3 separate regions of the Homo sapiens genome follow, and all the other regions are linked to region 2. Evidence: chromatin loops called from intact Hi-C (ENCODE). Cell type or tissue: dorsolateral prefrontal cortex. All regions are shown on one strand.

Evidence for each region. A loop is a pair of places that touch in the nucleus more often than their neighbours do. Peaks named below come from ENCODE experiments on the same cell type or tissue, not always from the same donor. Only the 100,000 strongest peaks of a DNase experiment are listed, where the experiment ranks them.
Region 1: a loop joins it to region 2, with 3 times the contacts of the local background. A loop is called at or near these places in 56 of 110 quality-filtered maps.
Region 3: it touches region 2 in a loop (3-fold over the local background); 83 of 110 quality-filtered maps call a loop at or near these places.

What each region holds. Positions count from the first base shown.
Region 1 is chr3:112,108,003-112,116,002 of GRCh38, forward strand. It overlaps C3orf52 (chromosome 3 open reading frame 52), which reads left to right. Exons shown (of 6, transcript NM_024616.3): 4 at 1,541-1,611; 5 at 4,962-5,143. It overlaps MIR567 (microRNA 567), which reads left to right and starts at 4,799; the gene lies at 4,799-4,896. RefSeq lists enhancers at 6,834-7,093, 7,114-7,193, 7,204-7,253, 7,484-7,573. In dorsolateral prefrontal cortex, CTCF peaks have their summits at 3,982 (motif pointing right) and 4,181; a DNase peak (open chromatin) is centred at 4,002; H3K27me3 peaks cover 679 bases.
Region 2 is chr3:112,515,042-112,523,041 of GRCh38, forward strand. No RefSeq gene overlaps it. Among named protein-coding and RNA genes, the nearest start is that of BTLA, 20 kb to the left of the region's middle. RefSeq lists an enhancer at 6,887-7,387. In dorsolateral prefrontal cortex, CTCF peaks have their summits at 4,536 (motif pointing left) and 4,736; no DNase peak of the experiment used is centred here; H3K27ac peaks cover 365 bases.
Region 3 is chr3:112,288,630-112,296,629 of GRCh38, forward strand. It overlaps SLC9C1 (solute carrier family 9 member C1), which reads right to left and starts at 5,587. Exons shown (of 29, transcript NM_183061.3): 1 at 5,464-5,587. In dorsolateral prefrontal cortex, CTCF peaks have their summits at 4,915 (motif pointing right) and 5,115; a DNase peak (open chromatin) is centred at 5,586; H3K4me3 peaks cover 1,265 bases; H3K27ac peaks cover 1,411 bases.

The DNA.
Region 1 (8,000 bases), 410 kb before region 2:
CATAATGGCTGTAGCTGGGGATGGCACATGTTCCTAGTACTACTAGTTTAGGATTCAGATATCTGAAACACAACTACTCAATGCCTGGGAAAAGATACTTGTAACATAATATCAACAACTAGTATCCAGAATATAAAACTAACCACTTCAGATAGATAAGAAAAAGACAGATAAGCCAAGAGAAGGAAAGGAAATGAGTGAGAAATTCAGAGATGAAAAGTCCCAAAGAGTTAATAAACATGAAAAGATGTTCAACCTCACTAGTAAGCGAGGCAGTACAAATTAAAACAATGTGAAGCACTATTTTATACTCCTCGGAGTGGTAAAAATTTAAGTTTGGTAACACTAAGTGCTGGTAAGGATGTGGGAAATGGATATTTATACATTGCTGGGAGGGGTGGGAAAGGGAGAACAATTTTGTGAAGTTGGAGATGCACCTACCCTTAAACCCAACAATTCCTTTTCTTGGCATATGCCCATTGGAAACTCCCGCATGTCCAAGAAGAGATGCATGGAGACATTAAGGATGATTGCTTCAGCATAAGTTGTGATGGGGAAAATTGAGAATAGTGCATGTGATCATCATCAGAGGAATGGATAGGCTGGTATACTCATTTAAAGGAATCTGTGCAGGAGTTAGGTGAATGCCTTTCATTGAGATTTACTTTATGGGTAAATCTTAAATGTAATTTTGAGTGAAAAAAGGCAAGTTTTAGAAGATTATGTAGAATATGGTGCCTTTTATTTGAATAAAAACACAAATTATATTTTGTTATGATTACATAAATAAGTAGTAATTTGTAAAAATATGCAAGGAAAGGATGCATGCCAGCTTCAGAATGATGGTTAGTATTAAGAAAGAGAGAGAGGAGGAACTGAATAGTATGTAGGAGTCACTTTAGCTTTATTTTGTTTCTTAAATTAAAGGGCTGAACCCAATATAGCAAATATGAAGACATGAAAGCTAGGTAGTGGAAACACAGGTGTCATTATTTTTTATGATGCTTGCAATATTTCATGCATAAAATAAAGCCTCCATATTTTTGCAGTTCCCCTCTTTGTCTCTTTGTCCAGGGGATGTGCTAGACCCATGGCTTAGCATGGCTGTTTGTCTTTACACTGAAGCTCTGGAGAAGGGAGAAAGAAGCCCTGGGCTAAGCAATGTCCCAGGTGCTAAGTGGTCTGTGCTGCTGCTGTCCAGCAGCCATTTTGGGGTCTTCTCTTCTCTCCTTCCTATGGTCTGTGAGGCCTGTGTGGGCTCCAGCTGCTGATATTCTCACCACTAAGGCCACAGGGTGCCAGTGCAACTTCTGAGAGAAACTGAGTCATTTGGTCCTTATAAATGGAGTTCTTTTGAAGTAGCATTAACTTGAGTTTTGATTTATGGTGGGCTCAATTCTTGATCCAGAGCTTCCAGATAACGTTGATTCCAGGCTGGAGTGGAATCTCCTCTGCCTTAGAAGCAGTTTTGCTTTGTCAGGTGATGTGTAATATGATCTGTCGGTAATGTGTGTGGTTTAATTTGCTTCTGTTTGTTTAGCTCACAGATGTGTACAGTACATCGCCCTCTCTGGGTCGTTATTTTACTTCAGTTGAAATAGTGGACTTCAGGTAAGAGTGTGGAACATTACATTTTGCTCTCTTTCTCTGGAAAGAGATCCCCCCACCCCACCCTTCGTCATTTACCTAGCAGGGATTCCCAGAGCCTCAGAGCATGAAGGGAACCTGTAATAGAATCACAGAATGTCAGTGCTGGGAAGGTCTTTTACACCAACAGGCTCAACTCCCTTATTTTACAAATGAGAAAAAGGAAGCCCAGATTAATGGTATAATTCAACCAGGGTCACACAGAAGAGGGGAAAAGCCAGTCCCAGGTAAACCATTTCTGTTTAACAATGAATGCTCAAATAAGCTAAGGGTAGAAGTAGAAATAGATCTCAGGTCGTGCTGTGATGCGAGTGATACATGTATAGGCATTTGCTTTTGAGGAGCACAAGTAATACAGGAGTACATTCTCCTTGTTTAGTATTAAAGATGTAAAGAGGGGCCGGGCGTGGTAGCTCACGCCTGTAATCCCAGCACTTTGCGAGGCCAAGGCGGGCAGATCACTTGAGGTCAGGAGTTCAAGACTAGCCTGGCCAACGTGGTGAAACCCTGTCTCAACTAAAAATACAAAAATTAGCCAGGTGTGTTGGTGGGTGCCTCTAATCCCAGCTACTCAGGAGGCTGAGGCAGGAGAATCTCTTGAATTCGGGAGGGGAGGTTGCAGTGAGCCGAGATTGCGCCACTGCACTCCAGCCTGAGTGACAGAGTGAGACTCTGTCAAAAAAATAAAAATAAATAAAAATAAAAAAAAGAAGACATAAAGAGGTATGCACAGGAAAAGTCTCCCTTCTGCCTCCTTTCTTCTCCACTGCCACCACCAATAACTAATGCCATTCCCTTCCATGGAGGTAATAGCTGTCAAGAGTTGAGTGTAATTACTTCTGTTCATGTATCTACCATAGGCACCACAAATACTACACACACATAGGATATACACACCCATATGTATTTTTTATTTTTTAAATTTCCTCCTCATCTTTAATGTTCTTGAGATGTAGGCATCAGGGTGTATGTGTGTAGAGTCCATTTATTATCCTTTTACATCATTGGGACTATTGGAGATGACTTAAAATTTATATCAAAGCTTCATTATCCATTATGCCTGAGATGTCTCTGGAATATGACCATCAAAAGTTGTATTATATTGAGATTCCCCCTTCAAACTATAAGTTCTCCAAACCCTAATATTAGCAGACCTGGGAGGGGAGGCACATAAAGCAGGTGGTAGGTAGCACCATGGTGTGGGGCCAAACAGACCTGAAGTCTACAGATACATATGGTGCAGGCTGCCTTTGATCTCCTTCTTTAAAGACCCCCAATGGGCTGGGCATGGTGGCTTACACCTGTAATCCCAGTACTTTGGGAGGCTGAGGTAGGCAGATCATGAGGTCAGGAGATTGAGACCATCCTGGCCAACATGGTGAAACCCCATGTCTACTAAAAATACAAAAATTAGCTGGACGTGGTGGCGCGTGCCTGTAAACCCAGCTACTTGGGAGGCTGAAGCGGGAGAATTGTGTGAACCAGGGAGTCGCAGGTTGCAGTGAGCTGAGATCGCACCATTGCACTCCAGCCTGTGACACAGAGAGACTCAAACAAGACAAAACAAAACAGACCCAGTGTACATGGTACTTACGGTGACATCTCTGCACTTTATTTCAAGAAGTCCAGGCAGAGGTCCTAAAGTATTGAATTGAGGAAGAAAAGCCATTGCTTCCCAAAGGGTGCTGCTGCACATGGGTGGGAGGCGGCTAAATCCCTGGCACATGCATTTGTGTCTACAGGGGCATTGTGACCTCAGCCCTGGACTGGCCCAGCTAGAACCTGGAAAAATGCCCTTTGGTTTATTAGCTGCTAGACTCACTCCAGTGGTGGGCAGCTGGGCGAAAGGCCCTGAAAGTTGCTCTTTTCTCAAAATTCAGCCTCATGTAAATTTACCCTGTGACCTGCCATGGGGGATTAGGATGGGCTGGCCAGGCCAGGCTAGGTGGCCTGATTTTCCCATTCAGCTTCTGACCTGGTCTTCTGAAAGTCAGACTCTGGCCCTCTTCATTAGCCAGCCCAAGTCCTTGCCCCTGGGAATGCAGGGTGGCTGGCTGTGTAGGTGTTGATCATCATTAGCGATAATTAGAGGGCAGAGCTCAGGGAACAAGTTATGACACCTGCAAACTAGGTTAGCTGGATTGCAGTTTGAAAGTGCATTTTTTGGCCCTCCTTTAGTGGCATCCTTGAAACTATGAGTTTCTTCAGAGTCCTGACTCTCCATTATTCATTTGATCTGCAGGATCTGGCACATCTCCCAGCCGTAGTAGAGTTTATAAGCTCAATTGTCAGCCACCTTGTAAGATCGAAGAGTATCGGCCTATGTGACCTGTAGCCAGAAGAGGGAGCTCTTTGCCTATCCTTAGCAGGGGCAGTGGCCTGATTCACACTAATGGGACTGGTGCATCTGCAAAACTTCCCCAAGGTGATAGTCTCAGATGTGGCCTCCTGCTCATTATTTTATTGCTGGTTCTTAATCTGGCCCATCTTAAACCAAAGTAATAGGATAACTATGAATAAACTAAATGTTGAAGTAGCATTTAAAGAGTAGCATTAGACACTAATTAATGGAGGGTAGCCCTTGATTATTTTTATTTTGGAAATGGGAAAAAATGTTCTAGGAAGATGAAAATTCCCTTTCCTTAGGTCCCATTACTGAGAGTTACAGGGCTTGGTTATCTTGCCCTAGGGGCCTCTGGAAATGGGACAGAAAAGTTTCTCACTTTGGGGACAAACCAGGGAAGCCTGATTTGTTGCTGATACACAGGGTGGTCTCTGTCAACGTTCAGAAGTTCTGGACCCAGCCAATGGTAGGAAACTTTGGCTGTGCCTTAAACATTTTCATAGGTCAAATAAAGAATTGGTTAAACTAAATATCCCTGGCACACCTTTGTGGGGGCAATGCTGAGAACATGAAGAAGGAATGTGTGTGGAGAAAAGGGGAGGCTTCCCTGGCTTGCCTTAAGGGATGAAGGCTGGGGTTGGGACAGATGGTGGGTCAAGCCTGGGATCTTCTCAGCATCTTGACTGGAGATGGGCACCTCTACCTCTACCTCTGATGGCCTCTCCCAGTGGATTCCTAGAGGATAGGTACTAGGTGGAAGGAGGAGGTTAGGATCACCTCAACTTTTTGTGATGAATCTATGGAAGAGGATTCTTATAGGACAGTATGTTCTTCCAGGACAGAACATTCTTTGCTATTTTGTACTGGAAGAACATGCAAAACTAAAAAAAAAAAAAGTTATTGCTTAAATTCATTTCTTGAGTTGCAGTATGATGCTGTTTATGTTTTAATGTCTTCCATTGCCTTTCAGTGGTGAAAATGCCACAGTAACGTATGACCTGCAATTTGGGGTTCCATCAGATGATGAAAATTTTATGAAGTATATGATGAGTGAGGAGTTGGTGCTGGGCATTTTGCTACAGGATTTCCGTGATCAGAATATACCTGGTTGTGAGAGTCTGGGGCTTGATCCAACATCCCTCTTGCTCTATGGTAAGTAGAGCAAGTAAAGAAGTCAGAGTTGTGACAATAAACAGGTGAACCAGATTGGGGTCAAATTGGCTTGGTTCGATTTGGCAACTGTGGTGACTTGGTACTGTGTCAGACTATTCATTTATTCACTCATCCCCTCAGCAGATGGTGTTGCTGTGAGGTGATGTTCCCCTCTCTGTGGAGGCTACACAGTCCGTGCCCTCCATAATTAGACAGTGTAGTTGGGGAGCAATTATGGAAAAGATAATTCAACTATAAAGATGAACATTGCTACATGTTTCCTCATGCAGTTCACCCACATTCTAAGCCCTGTATCCTACTTTACAACATGATTAGCAACCTTTATGGAGATACTGTGGTTTCACAAGAGAAGTAAGAATTGAAGAATTGGAAATAAATGATACAGCTAAATTGCTGAAAGAGTATCTCAATATGGGGAACCTATTTCTTTTTCTGTTGAAGGCCACTGAGACCATTAAGAAATTAATAGAGGGGTATACAAAGACAAGTTTATTCCTTTCCTTAGAAAATTATGACAAATTTACTTGTCAACTTTTAAAATTAAGAACAGAACAAGGAAATAGATATGTTCTTTAATAAATGTAACAAACACCCCATTTATCAGAATCTGAGAACTTTTGACACTCAGAACAAAACCTGACAGAAAGGAAGGTCAGAAGGCCAAATGGCTTCAAGCCCTCAAAATATCCTTCCATTGCTTTGTAGTGAAGCTCTGGCCTTTGCTGCTGATCTCACTTTCTGATACCTCGCTCGGAGGCTTGTTTGCTCTTATTTAGCCCCTAATGCCAACAATCTTGAATATTTTATGTTCTCATCCACAGTCCATCAGAATCACTTTCTCCACATGAGTAGGTTCTCAGTAAATACTAGTTGAATGAATGAAAGGCAAATTAGAAGTAGTTGTGGTTGGCAGCAGGTGCATTAACGGTCTAGAATCAGAAGCATGGAACAGGGGGTTAAAAGCACAAGTGTTAGTGCATAGTACAAGACAAGGTGTTTATTATGATGATGACACTGTTTCTTGAGGATGAGAGGCAAGAGTAATGTTGGCCTAAGAAGGCAGAACGTTATGTAAAACAGTTCTTAAGAATGCCATTCAGAAGGCCAAATTTTAGCTCACTGGAAGTCTCATAAATGGAGATCTTCCTCACAGAGCATCCTGAATAAAGTGTGTCTGTGGGTCAGGCAGACACTATATGTGTGTGGAGTGAAGAGATTGTGCCCCAGTTACAGGAATTAAAAAAAAAAAAAAAAAAGCCAGGCGCGGTGGCTCACGCTTGTAATCCCAGCACTTTGGGAGGCCGAGGCAGTTGGATCACCTGAGGTCAGGAGTTCGAGACAAGCCTGGCCAACATGGTGAAACCCCATCTCTACTAAAAATACAAAAATTAGCCGGGCATGGTGGCAGGTGCTTATAATCCCAGCTACTCGGGAGACTGAGGCAGGAGAATCACTTGAACCTGGGAGGCAGAGGTTGCGGTGAGCCGAGATCGCATCATTGCACTCCAGCCTGGGTGACAAGAGTGAAACTCCATTTCAAAAGAAAAAAAAACCCAGAAACCTTCAGCCTCCTCCCATGTGAAGAGGCCTGCGATGCCTGTGGGGGCTGCTGCTGTGGTGTGGTTGGTCTTGATTTTCTTAGGCCCCTTGCAAAAATTGTTACTGGCTCTTTCCAAATGGAGGCCAGGGAGATGGGCAGAGGTCTGAGGAAAGGTTTAAGAGGCTTCCAAGGCTGAGAGGTTCAAATAGTACAGGATAAAGGGCAGGCTGCTTGTGAGACCTGAGGAGGGCTCCCAGAAGACCCTGAGCTTGGCCAAAGAGACTCAGCTGTTTCCCCAGGGCTTGGTGCTCCAGCAGGTGCTGGGAAGGCAGCTGTGAGTGGAACAAAGTCTCTGCTCTTCTGGAAATTGCATTCTTTCTCTCAGACATTTCTTCTGACGGGACATGCTGAGAAAATGTGGGGTTTTCTGTGACCCCATGTCCCACTTTCCAGAGCATGAATGTGCAATATTTGAGCCATTTTATGTTTTCAGAATGTGAGTGTCACTGCCCTCTCAAAGGGAAGGGTGCACAGAGAAGCAGTTGGGAAGTGAGGAAAGAAGAAGAGGGACTCATCGCAGGCATGCAGGCAGATGGGGGATGAGCTCAGAGGCAAACTCTAGAGAAAGGGAAAATGTGTCAGGGAGAGGCCCAGGGCCCTGGGAGGGACCAAGAGGGATGGAATGAGTTCTTACGCCAGTTTCTACGTGCTCATGAGCTGTGGGCTTGGGGGATTACCATCCCCGCCCTGTGATTACCCAGGCAACTAGTTTCCCACAATGGTAATGTTCTTAGTCTTCAAAGAGCAAAGATTCTTAAAATTGTTTGGTTTGTGTGCTCCTTAGAGAATTTGAAGACAGCTGTGTACCTTCTCCCCAGGAAAAAAAAATGTACCTACTTCTCCCCACAACACAAAATTGTACAGACAATTTCAGGGATTCCGAGTATTTCCCTGAGGCCAGCCTATGGTCCATTTGGGGTTTGTATATGTGCGCTTTAGAAGCAGAATCCAAAATTAGATTGTAATTTAGATTCCTGAGGGGTTTTGTGTGTGTTTGCTTCTCATTCTCTAATTTGGAAATACGGCGATTATTTTGACCTGACTGCATGCATATTTGGATGCCTTATAAAAATAAAAACTTAAAATATAATGATAAAGGAATTTTTTAAGTCCATCATCCCTCACCCTTCCCTATCTTTGGTCTTCTTCACCTCCTAGATGAGTGGGGCCCTGGGCTAGGAGGGGGAAGTCTGTTTTACAAAGGTCGAAGAATAGGTCAGCATCATGAGTTATTTT
Region 2 (8,000 bases):
GTGTTTGCTTGTGTCAGTTTTGATAAATAACTTTTTATATTTTGTTATATGTTATATGCTCATGACATAACTTTTTCTTAATTTTTTTGTTATCTCTAGGCTAAGTGGTTCATCTGAGTTTTTTCAAATCGTCACAAATCTCCAAAAAAAATTCCAATATATGTATTGAAAAAAATCCACATATAAGTCAACCTGCACATTTCAAACATTTCAAACCTGTGTTTTCAATGGTCAACTGCAATTTGGGTAAAGTGTATGGATTCCTGTAAATTCCTTTAAAATGCATTTTAAAAGATGAATTAAATGGATGGGTAAAGGTACAGATAGAAGGATAGTTATATTGTTACTATAGTAAAATGTTAATGGTAGAATCAAGATGGTGTGCATTAGTGTTTGCTGTAAAATGAATTCAAACTTTGTTGTATGTTGTAAATAAAATGTTGGGAGAAAAGATGCTTTCACTTGTAAGTGCAAATAAAAACTAATTTTATTTTTAAAAATGCTAAATAATACATTCTAATATTATTAGTGACAGTGTAGATATATAAGAACTCATGTTTTTTTAATTTTTGTGGTGAGTGTATAAATTAGTATAAACTATTTAGAAGATAGCTTAAAATTATTGTATATATTAAAATAGTAAAGTGGCTGCCAACTTTGTATTCTTACTTCCAAGAATTTACTCCATGGGAATTATCACACAAGTGTGCAAAGATGTAATCAAGACATAAGTCTTGATTATAACAGAAAAAATATAAGCAAATTAAATGACCTGTTAGATGATTAATTGAACATCCATACAACTAAATACTAGGTAAGCATTGTTAATCATAATATAGATCTATTAATATATTTCTTAAAGAAGACGGTCCCCTCATATTGTTTAGTGACGAGGATTACAGGAATACATAAATGGTACAATCCCAGTTTTGGTTAATGCATACATATCCATATACTCATTTACATATATTCATGAACATATACATCTATATATGTATTTAGACACAAAGGGCTCATTAAAAGAATATTCATCAAAATGTCAAAAATATTAGCTCCAAGAGATAATAATGAACCTGATTTTTTATTTTCTTCTTTGTACTTGTTTGCAATTTTTACAATGAACTCATAATCCTTTACAAAAGCACTAATTATTATTTGAGGTTGTGTAGGGGGGAGTAAGACAGAAGGAGAAGGAAATATAGTCCAATAATGAAATAAAATGAAGCAGCCTTTATGTGTTTGTATGGATTGATCTCCAAGATTTTTTATGTGATCATTATAGACTGAAGTGTGTTACACCAAATTTCATGCTGAACTTCTAATACCCAATACCTAATAATGTGACTATGTTTATAAATAGGGTCTTTAAAGAGGTAACTAAGTTAAAATGAAGTCAGTAATGTAGGCCCTTATCGAATATGATTTATGTCCTTGTAAGAAGAGGAATTTTGTACAGATATTGACACAGATTCTAACTTGACCAAACTTCAGTCAGGCTCCCTAACCTTCTCCTAGGCCCATCTGTGCACCTCCTTGTAAAATCTGCTTTATCCAAAAACTCATTTAGTAAGAACCCCTCTCCCCCAGTAGCTGATCAACCGTGACATCTGATCAAGTTCCTCATCCTCCACTATCCCACAGGTAATAAATCACCTTGTTCTGTTTTTAGCAAGAATCCTGTGAAGTTGGTTTAGCTGAAATCTTCCTCACCCCTGATGTTTCCTTTTAGTAATTTTCCATCCATTGACCCCCACCCTGCTCCTTGGCTATAAATTCCCACTTGCCCATGCTGTGTTTGGAATTAAGTCCAATCTTTCTCCCAGGCTGCAAAATCTCATTGTGGTGTTACCTATACCTATTGCAATGGTCCTGAATAAAGTCTTCTTCACTGTGCTTTAATAAGTATTATTATTATTATTATTTTTGCATTTCTCATTTTCTTTGTAACATATTAAGTGTGTTTGCTTTATGTTCTCTGTTTTACAATTTCAAGATCTGAACTTTAGTTTTTTATTTTATTTTACATTCCAGGGTACATAACCTGCAGGATGTGCAGGTTTGTTACATAAGTAAACACAGGTAAACATGTGCCATGGTGGTTTGCTGCACCTATTAACCCATCACCTAGGTATTAAGCTCAGTATACACTAACTACTTTTCTTGATGCTCTCCCTCCCCCAACCCCCACCGACAGGCCCCAGGGTGTGTTGTTCCCCTCCCTGTGTCCATGTGTTCTCACTGTTCACCTCCCACTTATAAGTGAGAACATGTGGCCTTTGGTTTTCTGTTCCTGTGTTAGTTTGCTGAGGATAATGGCTTCCAGATCCAACCATGTTCCTGCAAAGGACATGATCTTGTTCCTTTTTATGGCTGCATAGTATCCCATGATGTATATGTACCACATTTTCAATCTATCCATCTGACAAAGGTCTAATATCCAGAGTATACAAAGAACTTAAACAAATTTACAAGAAAAAAAAAACCCCATTAAAAAGTGGGCAAAGGACATGAACAGATACTTCTCAAAAGAAGTACAGCCAACAAACATATGAAAAAAAGCTCAACATCCCTGATCATTAGAGAAATGCAAATCAAAACCGCAATGAGATACCATCTCACACCAGTCAGAATGGTGATTACTAAAAAGTCAAAAAACAACAGATGCTGGTGAGGCTGTGGAGAAATAAGAACAGTTTTACACTGTTGGTAGGAATGTAAATTAGAACAACCATTATGGAAGACAGTGTGGTGATTTCTCAAGGACATAGAACCAGAAATACCATTTGACCCAGCAATTCCATTACTGGGTATATACCCAAAGGAATATAAATCATTCAATTATAAAGATACATGCACATATATGTTCATTGCAGCACTATTCACAAACAGCAAAGACATGGAATCAACCCAAATGCCCATCAACAAGCATTATAAAATAATTTTTTTCTTTAACAATATGCATACAGGAAGAACACCATGTGAACATGAAGACAACCACCTACAAGCCAAAGAGAGAGGCCTCAGAGGAAACAACCATGCTAACATCTTCTTATACTCTAGCCCCAAGAAATGTGAGAAAATAAATTTCTGTTGTTTAAGCCATTCTGTTCAATCTGTGGTAGTTTGTTATTGCAGCCTTAGCAGATTAATACAGTGATAAAAGCAAAAACTGTATCAATATATATAGCAGTGGCTTTCAAATTTTCAATATATATATAGCAGTGGCTTTCAAAATTTCAAATTTTTCACAATCTACAATATGAAATTAATTTTACCACTCTACCCAGTATGCATAGACAGACATAGCTGGAACAAAGAACAAAATTTTTTCTTGCTAATGTATGTTGATATTTTTACTTGTTTGATTGTATTCCATCATTTCATATTAAGAAAGACACAATAACTGATTTTGCAACTGATGAACTGGCCAAATGTTAAAAAATGCTAGATAAGAAATACTATTATTTGTTAAAACAACAACAAAGGCCCCAGCAAACTAGATTCTTTGGATAGAGGCAGAAGGGGCATTTGTGAGCATCTATTTTTTAACTTTTTTTTTTTCCAAAATAAAATCTTATGAGAAAATCCAATGTATCAAACAGATAAATGCTGAGTTACTTTGGTAGACAGTGGTGGGGAGAGAAGTGGAGCCTTCCTACTTATCCCTGACAGCCCTGATGCAGCTCAACAGCACCAATGGCTCTTGGGTACAGGACTTAAAAACCAAATATTTATTCCACTCCTCTCATTATTTAGAAAGGGGGACATTGGGGTAAGGGACAAAGCTGTTAGGAGGGCCAGGTGCAGTGGCCCATACCTGTAATCCCAACACTTTGGGAGGCTGAGGTGAGAGGATCACTTGAGCCCAGGAGTTCTAGATCAGCCTGGGCAACATAGAAGACCCTGTCTCTATAAAAATTTTTTTTAAATTTAAAAAATTTGAAAGATGTTAGGTGATATGGTTTGTGTCCCCACCCAAATCTCATCTTGAATAGTAGCTCCCATAATTCCCACATGTGTGGGAGGGACCAGGTAGGAGGTAATTGAATCGTGGGGACAGTTTGCCCCATACTGTTCTTGTGATAGTGACTAAGTCTCACAAGTTCTGATGATTTTTATAGGGAGTTTCCCCTTTTGCTTGGCTCTCATTTCTTCCTTGCTTGCTGCCATGTAAGACATACCTTTTCTCCTTCTGTGATGATTGTGAGGCCTCCCCACCCATGTGGAACTGTGAGTCCATTAAACCTCTTTTTCTTTATAAATTACCCAGTCTCGGGTATGTCTTTATCAGCAGCGTGAAAACAGACTAATACATTAGGAGATTGAGATTGCAAGTTCTAAGCGAGGATTGTATAGATATAGATGTACCATCATTCTTCAATAATTGGGGAAGTGAGAATCTCAAATATAAAAGAGGTCCATCAATAACATCCATCTCTTCTTTCCATTAAAATAAGAAATATAAAAGTAGAAATAATGCTTGGTAAATGTGACACATCTCCAGTAGGCTCATATACTAACTTAAATCTTGTGCTGTTCCATTGCCCTCTGCTGGATGTTCTTAGTATCTGTGGCCTCAAAACTAGAAGTTCTAGTAGTGGTAGTAGTCACAGCAATAGTGATTATTATCATTATTGTCATTTTAGCAGCAGCCATGTTGAGGTCAAGCACTGTGCCACATGCTTTACATCCAAATCCTCCTAACAACTCTATGGCTAGATAATGCTCTCTCATTTTGTAGATGTGGAACCTGGGGGTTCAGAGGTAAATAAACAAACCAAGGTTACACAACTAAAAGTAAGAGACCCGGGAATTAAATATTGGTTCTAAAGCCTAGGCCTTAATTACTTGCTGTTCATTAAACTTTCAATCTGTCAGCTGTGTTGGTGATAAAACTGGAATGATATTACTAGTTGGGATCTTTTGATTCACTGATTATTAACAATGGAATCACAACGATCTTTATTCTAAAAAGCCAAAAATTATTATCTTCCTAAAATTACCAAAAAGGAAAAGCTTACTCCTCAACAGAGCAGGAGAGCATGTTTTCAGAGTTTCTCAAAGTGTGATTCAGGAAACTCCTGCATTGGAATCACATGAGGTGCTACTTCAGGGCAGAAAATCCTATGCACCAGGATGTATTTTGGAGGTAGAGAGGACAGAGCTTGTTCCTGAGAGCTGGGATATGTGTTAGTGGAGTGAGTGTAGAGAGAAAGAGGAACAAAAGATGGCTCCTAAAATTTTTGGCTCAGGACAAATTTTGAGGAGAGTAGTGGCATTAACTGAGATGAGAAAGATTATTAGAGGAGCAAGGGTTTTAATTGTTAGTTCAGTTGTGGCAGTTACTTTTTTGGCAGCAGATATAAAACCAGGAGTTTGGGTTTAGATATTATATTTATGTTGCCATATAGGTAACCAAATAAAAATGGTAGAGCTAACTACAAATAACTTTTAAAAATTCAGATCTATATTTAAGATCTATTCATGTTGTTTCACGTGTATCTCTTTCTAATTGCTGCATAATCCTTTGTAAGTCTATCAGTAGTAAGAGACCAGATTACTTCCAACTCCCGCCACCACAACCAACACAGCAGTGAGCATCCTCCTATACAATCCTTTAAGGTCCTCTGCATGTATTCTTTTGTGGTATAAACTCAGGAGTGAGGTATACTCAATTGGATTCGATACTGCCAGGTTACTCCCTAAAATGGCTGTGCTGGTCTATACCCTATCAGCAGTGCACAAGAGTTCCTCTACCTTCACATTTCTTTGAATGCTAATAACTATCCAGCCTAATTTTTCACTAGATAAAGAGGCATCTTATTGTTTTAATACATATCTCTCTGATAAGTTTGAGTATCTTTACACACTCGTTGGACTTTTGGGTTTCTGTAAATTGCCTATTAATATTTCATTGTTTTTCTTTCTTTGCCATGTGATAACTACATATTTATGGGATATATAGTAGTATTTCAATATATGTATACAATGTGTAATGATCAAGTCAGGGTAATTAAGCATATTCATTATCTCAAACATTTATGATGTGAACATTCAAAATAAAAATCCTCTCTTCTAGCTTTTTAAAAAATACACAATATTTCCCTTACAGTGCTACAGAACACTAGAACTTATTCCTCCTCTTTAGCTATAATTTCGTATCTGTTAACGAACTTCTCCGTATCCTCTCCTCCCCACTACTCTTCCTTCCCCACTACTCTTCCTTCCCCACTACCCTTCCCAGACTCTAAAAACCACAATTATACTCTCTATGAGCTCTTTTTTGTTTTTTTGGCTCCTACATATGAGTGAGAACATGTGGTGTTTATCCTTCTGAGCCATCTTATTTCAGTTAACATGCCCTCCAGGTTCATCCATGTTGCCACAAATTAGAAGATTTCATTCTTTTTTATGGCCAAGTAGAATTCCATTTTGTGTATATACACCACCTTATCCATTCATCTTTTGATGGACATTTCATATCTTGACTATTTTTAACAGTGCTACAATAAACATGAAGGTGCAGGAATCTCTCTGATACATAGATTTTCTTTCCTCCGGATAAATACCCAGTAGTGAGATTGCTGGACTTTCTTAGCACTCATGTTAAAAATCATTTGAACATATAGGTGAGAAGTTATTCCTGGGCTCAAAAACAAACAAACAACAACAGACAACAGATAAGGATACAGCATGGGCCGGGCACGGTTGCTCACGCCTGTAATCCCAGCACTTTGTGAGGCTGAGGTGCGTGGATCACCTGAGGTCAAGGGTTCAAGACCAGCCTGACCGACAGGGAGAAACCCCCGTCTCTACTAAAAATACAACATTAACTGGGCGTGCTAGCGCATGCCTGTAATCCCAGCTACTCAGGAGGTGGAGGCAGGAGAATCGCTTGAACCCAGGACGCAGAGGTTGCAGTGAGCCAAGATCGCACCATTACACTCCAGCCTGGGCAACAAGAGTGAAACTCTGTCTCAAAAAAACAAAAACAAAAAACCAGCATGATTTCAGGAGCAGAAAGAGAATAACTTAAAAACCAGCATAATGAGAAAGTTAGGAAGCTTCTTACCAAAGCATCTGGAAGTATGCAAGAAATTCTTGTGAACTAAAATTTTCGTGCTGTACTAGCAAACACTACAACTCACTTATTCCATCTTTCTGTATTTTGGGACCCAATTATCCACTTCTCTTCATTCCCTATCCCACCCCTTTTCTTCCTAGCGTCTGCTAACCACCTTTATACTCTCCACCTTCCTGAGATTCCTTTTGTGTGTATGTGTGTGATGGAGTCTCTTTCTGTTGCCCAGGTTGGAGTATACAGGCACAATCCGGGCTCACTGCAACCTCTGCCTCCAGAGTTCAAGGGATTCTTGGGCCTCAGCCTCCCGAGTAGCTGAGACTACAGGCACGCGTCACCACGCATGGCTAATTTTTTGTGTTTTTAGTAGAGACGGGGTTTCACCATGTTGGTCAGGCTGGTCTCGAACTCCTGGCCTCAAGTGATCCGTGCAACTCGGCCTCCCAAAGTGCTGGGATTACAGGCCTGAGCCACCACACCTGGCCAAGATTTTCTTTTTTGTTCCTACATGTAAGTGAGGACATGTAATATTTGTCATTCTGTTCCTGGCTTATTTCACTTAATATACAGACCTGAAATCTCATCCATTTTTTCTGCAGTGGAGAGGATTTTAGTCCTTTTTAGGCTGAATAATACTTCATTGTATGTGTATACCAGTTTAATTGACACAAATTTCTAAAAAGCAAATATTTTTAAAATGTCTCAGAATGTGAAACTTTAGGGATACTGTGCCCATTTTATTCTTTTCTATTTCCCATTTTATGGATATGCAAGTGTATAATAAAACAGCAATCAATGGGTGTATAAATCTATAACTTCAACAAATGTAAAATGAAAATGCTAAGTGGTGGCTGGGCGCTGTTGCTCACACCTGTAATCCCAGCACTTTGGGAGGCCGAAGCGGGCGGATCACCTGAGG
Region 3 (8,000 bases), 230 kb before region 2:
TATGGTCCTAGCTACTCAGGAGGCTGAGGGGGTGGTGGGACATTGTTTTGAGCCCAGGCATTCAAGGCTGCAGTGAACTATGATCGTGACACTGCATTCCAACCGGGGTGACAGAGTGATACCTTGTCTCTAAAACAAATTTCAGAATCTGCGGTCAGACTACTTGCATTCGTAGGTCTGATGGGCTTCTGCTTGTAGGTTGAAAGACTCAGGGTAGCTTACTTTAACACCACTGGCCTCAGTTTTCAAATCTGTATAATTTTCTAGTCTGTGTAATTTCTCTCCCTTTATTTATTATTTTTTGGAATTACCTAAGGAGCTATAATGATACTTGGTGCCTACGTCCTATCTCCAGAGATTCTGATTTAATTCAGTCTGGTTTGCAGCCTGGGCTCTTCAGGTAATTTTAATTTAACCCAGCCAAGGTTAGCAACCACTGTGATCCGCTCAATTCAGACAACATTGCTCAATTTTTAGTCTCAAAGCCAGCTTCTTTTCAATATTCTTGGTGAGGTTTTGTGAGAAAGGCTGTCAATGCCCTTCAGCCAAATGTTACCAGAAATACATCTGTAGTTAACAAGTTTTGTTTGTTATTTATTTGTTGCGGTGAAGGAGATGACTCACCATGGGAAACCATGGGGTATATCAGCAAAAGAGTGTTAGAAATAACCTATTAGAGGATCTGCGCTTTGTCTGGGTAATTTTGGAAAAGGTCTATGGAAGTGAGGGTTCACTTTAGGTAAGGTGCTGTCAGAAAGTGAGGACAATTCCGTGATTGAGTATTCAATAAAACTTTACTATAAGGAGGGTAGACTAGAGCTAAGATACAGCTGTGATGGGCACAGAAGCAGCAGTCACTCATTTTAGCTGAGACTGAGGGTGTTTGGTGTTGTATAGGTTGCACAACAACCTTTGTGTCTCATTTTGCTAAGGTTTGAAGTGACTTTGTCTGATGTTGATGTTCTGTGGGATCATTTATGTCAAAGAGGAGAACAACATTGGCGCAGCTGTGAGCCTAAGGCCAGCCTGGAGCAACATACTGAGTCCTATCTCTGAGTATTAGATCACTTCCTGGATTTGGGGGTTGTTTTGGGTTTTGTGTTTGGTTCTTTTCCTCAAAGGATTTCTAAATTTTTTAATGTTACCTAAACATATCAAGAACTGTAGGTAGACCTGAAGATCTCGAATGTAATATAAGTGACAGAGAAGAGTGAGCTCAGCTATGTCTCTTAACAGACATTCTCAACCTTGGCCACACATGGAATCACGTGGCAAGTTTTAGAAAATACTGATGCCTTGGTGCCCACCCTCCAAGGTTAATTTAATTCTTCTGGGGTGCAGCTTGAGTACTGGGAACTCTAAAAGCTTTCCAGTGATTCTAATGAGCAACTGGTGTTTAGAAACACTGCTCCAGGGGAAGCCCCTGCCATTAGGAAAGAACATTTTGGTCAATTAGTAATATTTGCTCTTAACATCAAACTATTGAGAAAAATATTGTCAATGTCACCTCTTAACTTGCCCACTCTTATGCCAAGACTAAGCATCCTCGAGTATACAGGCTAGACGAAATAAGGAAAATTATTTTCTGTACCACAGTTACACATTCCTACATGCTTTCTGAATTTAATATAGTTAAGAAGTCTATTGTTTTCCAAACTAAGAATACATGTTCCCATGAGCATTTTTATCATTTCTAAAATTATTTAAAAATTGTAATAAGTGTTTACACATTCAATTATAATAAATTTTTTTTTCAGAAAATAATAAAATTGTGCTGTGGTCTGAGAGAGTGGTTATTGTGATTTCAGTTCTTTTGCATTTGCTGACAAGTGTTCTTTGTTTGACCGTATGGTTGATTTTAGAGTATGTGTCACGTGGCAATGAGAAGAATGTATACTCTTTTGTTTTTGGGTGAAGAGGTCTGTAGAAGTCTACAGGTTCATTTGAGCCTGCTGAGTTTAGGTCCTGAATATGTTTGTTAATTTTCTGCCTTGATGATCTGTCTAAAACTGTCAGTGGGATGTTGAAGTCTCCCACTATTATTATGTGGGAGTGTCAGTCTCTTTGAAAGTCTCTAAGAACTTGCTTTATGAATCTGGGTGCTCCTGTGTTGAGTGGATATATATTTAGTTAGGTATTGTTAAATTGAACCCTTTACCATTATGTTATTACCTTCTTTTCCTTCTTTTTTTTTTTTTTTGATCTTTGTTGGCTTAAAGTCTGTTTTGTCTGAAATCAGGATTGCAACCCTTGCTTTTTTCTGTTTTACATTGGCTTGGTAGTTTTTCTCCATCCATTTCTTTCGATCTTGCATGTGAGATGGGTGTCTTGAAGACAGCATACCATAGGGTCTGGGTTCTTTATTCATCCTGACACTCTGTGCCTTTTAATTGGGGCAGTTAGCCCATTTACTTTCGAGGTTAGTATTGATACATGTGGATTTGATCTTGTCAGCATGATGTTAGCTGGTGATTATGCAGACTTGACTGTGTGCTTGCTTTACAGTGTCACTGGTCTGTGTACTTAAGTGTGTTTTTGTAGTGGCTGGTAATGGCAACATCATTCTTGACATAGGAGTGGGCTAAGGTTTCACGACAAAGACATCAAAAGCAATCACAACAAAAGCAAAAATTAACAAATGGGATCTAATTAAACTAAAGAGCTACTGCACGCAAAAGAAACTATCAACAAAGTAAACAGATAACCTACAGAATGGGAGAAAATTTTTGCAAACTATGCTTCTGACAAAGGTCTAATATCCAGCATCTATAAGGAACTTAAAATAATCTACAAGAAAAAACAACCAGCCCCATTAAAAAGTAGGCAAAGGACAAGACACTTCTAAAAAGAAGACATACATGCTGCCAACAAGCATATGAAAAAAAAAGCTTAACATCACTGATCATTAGAGAAATGCAAATCAAAACCACAAGGAAGGTACCATTTCACACCAGTCAAAATGGCTCCTATTAAAAAGTCAAAAAATAACAGATGCTGACAAGGTTGTGGAGAAAAAGGAATGCTTATACACTGTTGGTGGGAATGTAAATTAGTTCAACCACTGTGGAAAACAGTGTGGTGATTCCTCAAAGACCTAAAAACAGATCTAACATTTGACCCAGCAATCCCATTACGGGGTATAAACACAAAGAAATGTAAACTGTTCTATCATAAAGACATATGCATGCGTACATTCATTGCAGTACTGTTCACAAAAGCAAAGTCATAGAATCAACCCAAATGCCCATCAATGGTAGACTAGATAAACTAAATGTGGCACATATACACCATGAAATACTATGCAGCCATAAAAAAGAATGAGATCATGTCCTTTGTAGGAACATGGATGGAGCTGGAAGCCACTATTCTTAGCAAACTAATGCAGGAACAGAAAACCAAATACTGCATGTTCTCACTTATAAGTGGAAGCTAAATATTCAGAACACGTGGACACATAGAGGGGAATACACTGGGGCCTACTTGAGGGTAGATGGTGGGAGGAGAGAGAGGATCAGGAAAAATAACTAATGGGTGCCAGGCTTAATAGCTGGGTGATTAAATAATTTGTACAACAAATCTCCATGACATGAATTTACCCATATAACAAACCTGCACATGTATCCCAGAACATGAAAGTTAAATTATAATCACATTAATAATAATAAAATTACCACGAATCCTGTTTACTCTTAAATTCAGAGATATATATGATCAAATTCAACACAATTTATCTCTCTGGCTATGCATATGTGATAAATACCATTTGGCTTCCCCAACCTCTACTCCAAAATCTCATAAGAAATCTCTATTTGAGAATAGATGTCATCTTAAAATAGTTTTAAAAATACTAACATTACTGTAGCTTAATATGTTAAATGTATGGGTAAGGAAATAGCTATGAGAATAAACAGGTTTTCTTTTTTTTGTTTTTTGAGACGGAGTCATGATCTGTCGCCCAGGCTGGAGTGCAGTGGTGCGATCTCGGCTCACTGCAAGCTCTGCCTCCCGGGTTCACACCATTCTCCTGCCTCAGCCTCCCGAGTAGCTGGGACTACAGGCGCCAGCCACCACGCCCGGCTAATTTTTTGTATTTTTAGTAGAGACGGGGTTTCACTGTGTTAGCCAGGATGGTCTCGATCTCCTGACCTTGTGATCTGCCCGCCTCGGCCTCCCAAAGTGCTGGGATTACAGGCGTGAGCCACCACGCCCGGCCACAGGTTTTCAATATAATTAGAACTCTTCATCTTAAGCTGACTTTTGACAGCTTTGTAAAAGTCTGTGAGTCCAAATCCCATTAAAGAAAAAAATATTGGTTTATCACATAGGTCCTCTGCATTAATTTAACAATAAGTTAGTTGACTGAGCACAGTGGCTCACGCCTGTAATCCCAGCACTTTGGGAGGCCTAGGCGGGTGGATCACTTGAGATCAGGAGTTCGAGACTAGCCTGGCCAAAATAGTGAAACTGTCTCTACTAAAAATACAAAAAAAAAAAAAAAAAAATTAGCCAGGTGTGGTGGCACATGCCTGTAATCCCAACTACTTGGGAGGCTGAGACAGGAGAATCAATTGAAGAGGCAGAGATTGCAGTGAGCCTAGATTGTGCCACTGCACTCCAGCTTGGGTGACAGAGTGAGACTCTATTTCAAATATATATATATATATATATCTCTCATGTTAGCTAATATCTCAATTCTCTTTGTGTGTGGAGGAAATTAATGACTGCCCTCTCAAAAATGACATGAATTTGTCCTTGTCAGTCAGCCAGCATTGAGAAATTTTGTCTCATGAACCGTAAGTCACACTAATTTACCATGTTACTGAACATGGAAACAGTCTTCTTCCTTCAGATTGGAACGTTTTGCAAGAATTAGGTGAAGAAAGCATCCTGAAGAGGGCACTGTGGGATCTCAGTAATCTTCACAGCTACAAAGCTCATGCTTAATGGTTTATTTTATATTGATACCAGAGGCTGGATTGTCTCCTTAGTAAACTCTCCTACCACACAACGCAGACATCTTACTGACTCTGAAGGTGGGTGGGCTATTGCCCTCCTAATGCCCCTCCACTCAGAATGAGCCCTTCCTCCAGCTCAAGATCAGCTCCACACACCTGAGGCGATTCCCTGAACCAGTGAGCTTTCCCCTAGGGCTGGACTTTTCAGTTTCAGTAACGCAAAGGGAACACATGCCACTGGATAGTTCACAAAGAGTTGATGTAAAAAGCATAATGGAGGAGGGGAAGCAGCTAAGGGGTAGAAGTTCAAACCGAGAAGCTAGCTGATCTTTGGGAAAGTGTTCCATGGTCTGCCACAAGAAAGGCAGAAGCGCCAAGAGGGAGTGGCTGAATCTCTAGCAGGAAAACAGTGGGAGCCTTTGTTCATCTAGGAGGCGAGACTGAGAGAGAAAGTACCAGTAGGAAAGGTCAACTTCCAGAAAAGGAAACTAGAGACTGGAGAGCTCACCATCCGGAGCCTCAGGAGGAGTATCCCGTGGTGTGCAAGTGAGAAGTGGGGGGCAGCTATTTCGCTCACAGCCAAACAGCCCAGACCAACTGCAACCTCACTGACAGTTACTTGCTCCAAACTCGCCCCTAGTCTGCACCGGTTAGCTTCAGGCCCATCATCTCTTACTTGATTGGCTGATGAAATGCAACGTCATTGCTCCTGTATATCTCAGGCATTTGACGGCTTAAGGCTTTGTTTTATTTTTTAAAAATAAACAAATAAGGGGTGAAAATGAACCTACAGAAATTGCGCCATTGTGTTAATTTAAGACTTTGGGACAGTGGATTTCTGACAAAGAGCTGTTGGACACTGCTTTCCCAGAATTCTAGTAAAAGGAAGTTTCCTGGATAAGATAGTGTGGTAGAGATATGAGGACGCAGGTTGCTGGGTTAGGGAAAAAGTGAATGGATATTGTGGGCATGTAAGAGAATGAAATCAAGATGACAAGGTGAACTTTCACTCTGGGTTATATGTGAGGAAATTTTCAGGAATAATGATATACTCATTTGTTTTTTCTAAACATAATATGTAAAAAATATTTTAATTGAAATTACTTAGTTATTACTATAGAGCCAACTTTTCACATTCCTACTCTCATAAAATATCTTAAAGTTATTTAAAATTGTATTTAATGTTTTGTTCTCTGTGTTTCATCTCTTTCTCCCGACCCACACGTTTATAAGTGAATGGTGGTAAAATTCCCAACTCTTCATTTGGCCTCCTCTGATACTACCCTGATGAAGAAGGCAGGAGGCAACTTGTTTGGCTGGGTTGGAGCAGAAGTCCAGGCTCCCTACATGGTCTCCAACTGAGGCATGGGGTGCATCTTTATGGCCTGGTTGTTATGGAAGTTCCAGCTCCCACAAGGCCTTTTCTGATACTGCTCTGGTTGGGGTGGGGAAACAGGCAGGGTTCTGGCATCTTGTATGGTATGGGTGAAGTTTAAGCTTCCTACTCAGTCTTTGCTGGTATGTGGGTACAGGGAGTGGGTGAACACTTTTCTGTGGTGTTTGGTTAAAGTAGAGCAGTTACTGGTGAAATTTTCTGTCTTGCTGGGCTGCCCCTTTTCTTGGGTCTTTAAAAAATCTATTCTCGGCCAGGTGCAGTGGCTCATGCCTGTAATCCCAGCACTTTGGGAGGCCGAGGCAGGTGGATCACCTGAGGTCAGGAGTTCGAGACCAGCCTGACCAACAAGGTGAAACCCCGTCTCTACTAAAAATACAAAAATTAGCCGGGCATGGTGGCAGGCGCCTATAGTCCTAGCTCCGGGAGGCTAAGAAAGGAGAATCACTTGAACCCGGGAGATGGAGGTTGCAGTGAGCCGAGATTGCGCCACTGCACTCCAGCCTGGGAGACAGGGTGAGACACCGTTTCAAAAAAAAAAAAAAAGGATTCTCATTGTTGGAAATACATGCCACATATCTGTGTGTGGGTTGTGGTTCATGTGTGGATATATATTTAAAAATTAATTAAGTTGCAAAGCTAATATTTGCCACATTATGTATTTGTTTATATACATATGTCTTGCTAAGTTTATATATATATATATATATATATATATATAAATAAAACAGGAAATGTAAATGTTGTCTAATATTTCTCTTTAGCAATATACTCTAATGACCACACACTGGACATCCTTGTAATCCAGAATCATTCACCTTTTTTTTCCAAGAGATGGGATCTCACTCTGTCACTCAGGCTGGAAGGTAGTGGTATGACCATAGCTCCCTGCTACCTTAAACTTCTGGGCTCAAGCAGTCCTCACACCTGAACCTCCCAAGTATTTGGGTGAATACTTCTACAGGCATGTCACCACACCTAATTTTTTAATTCTTTTTGTAGAGATGGAGTCTTGCTATGTTGCCCAGGCTGGTCTCAAACTCCTGGCCTCAAGCCATCCTCTCCTCAGCCTCCCAAAGTCCTGGGATTATAGGCATAAGCCACCTCCCATGGTATCAGTGGAGACCATGCAGGGAGCAGTAATAGGACACCCTTCTCTTTCCCATCCAGGGGGCTATCATCAGAGACCTAGTGAAGAGCCTGAAGCCCCACTCCTACCTAAGCAGTAAGAAGACACCCCTTCTTCGGCTGTGTGTCAATGAAGACTGAGTAGAGAACTTGAGCTTTTATTCCAACTTGCCTACAAGAGGTGACCCCACTTCTCCTGCCAGAACAGTGTCAGAGGATGCCTGGTAAAACCCAGGATTTAAATAAGATCCAGTATCTTATAATATCTGCAATGTCCAAATAGAAATTGAAAATCGCTCATCATACCAAGAACCAAGGTGATCCCAACTTGAATGAGAATGGACAATAAAAGACACCAACCCTAAGATTACAAAAATGTTAGAATTATCTAAAAAGGATTTTAACATAGCCATCATAAAAATATTTCAGCAAATGCTAATAATTATGAACAGTATTGAAATAGATGAAAAAATAGAAAGTCTGGGCAAAGAAGTAAAGTTCCAGGGAAAAAAATAGGTGATATA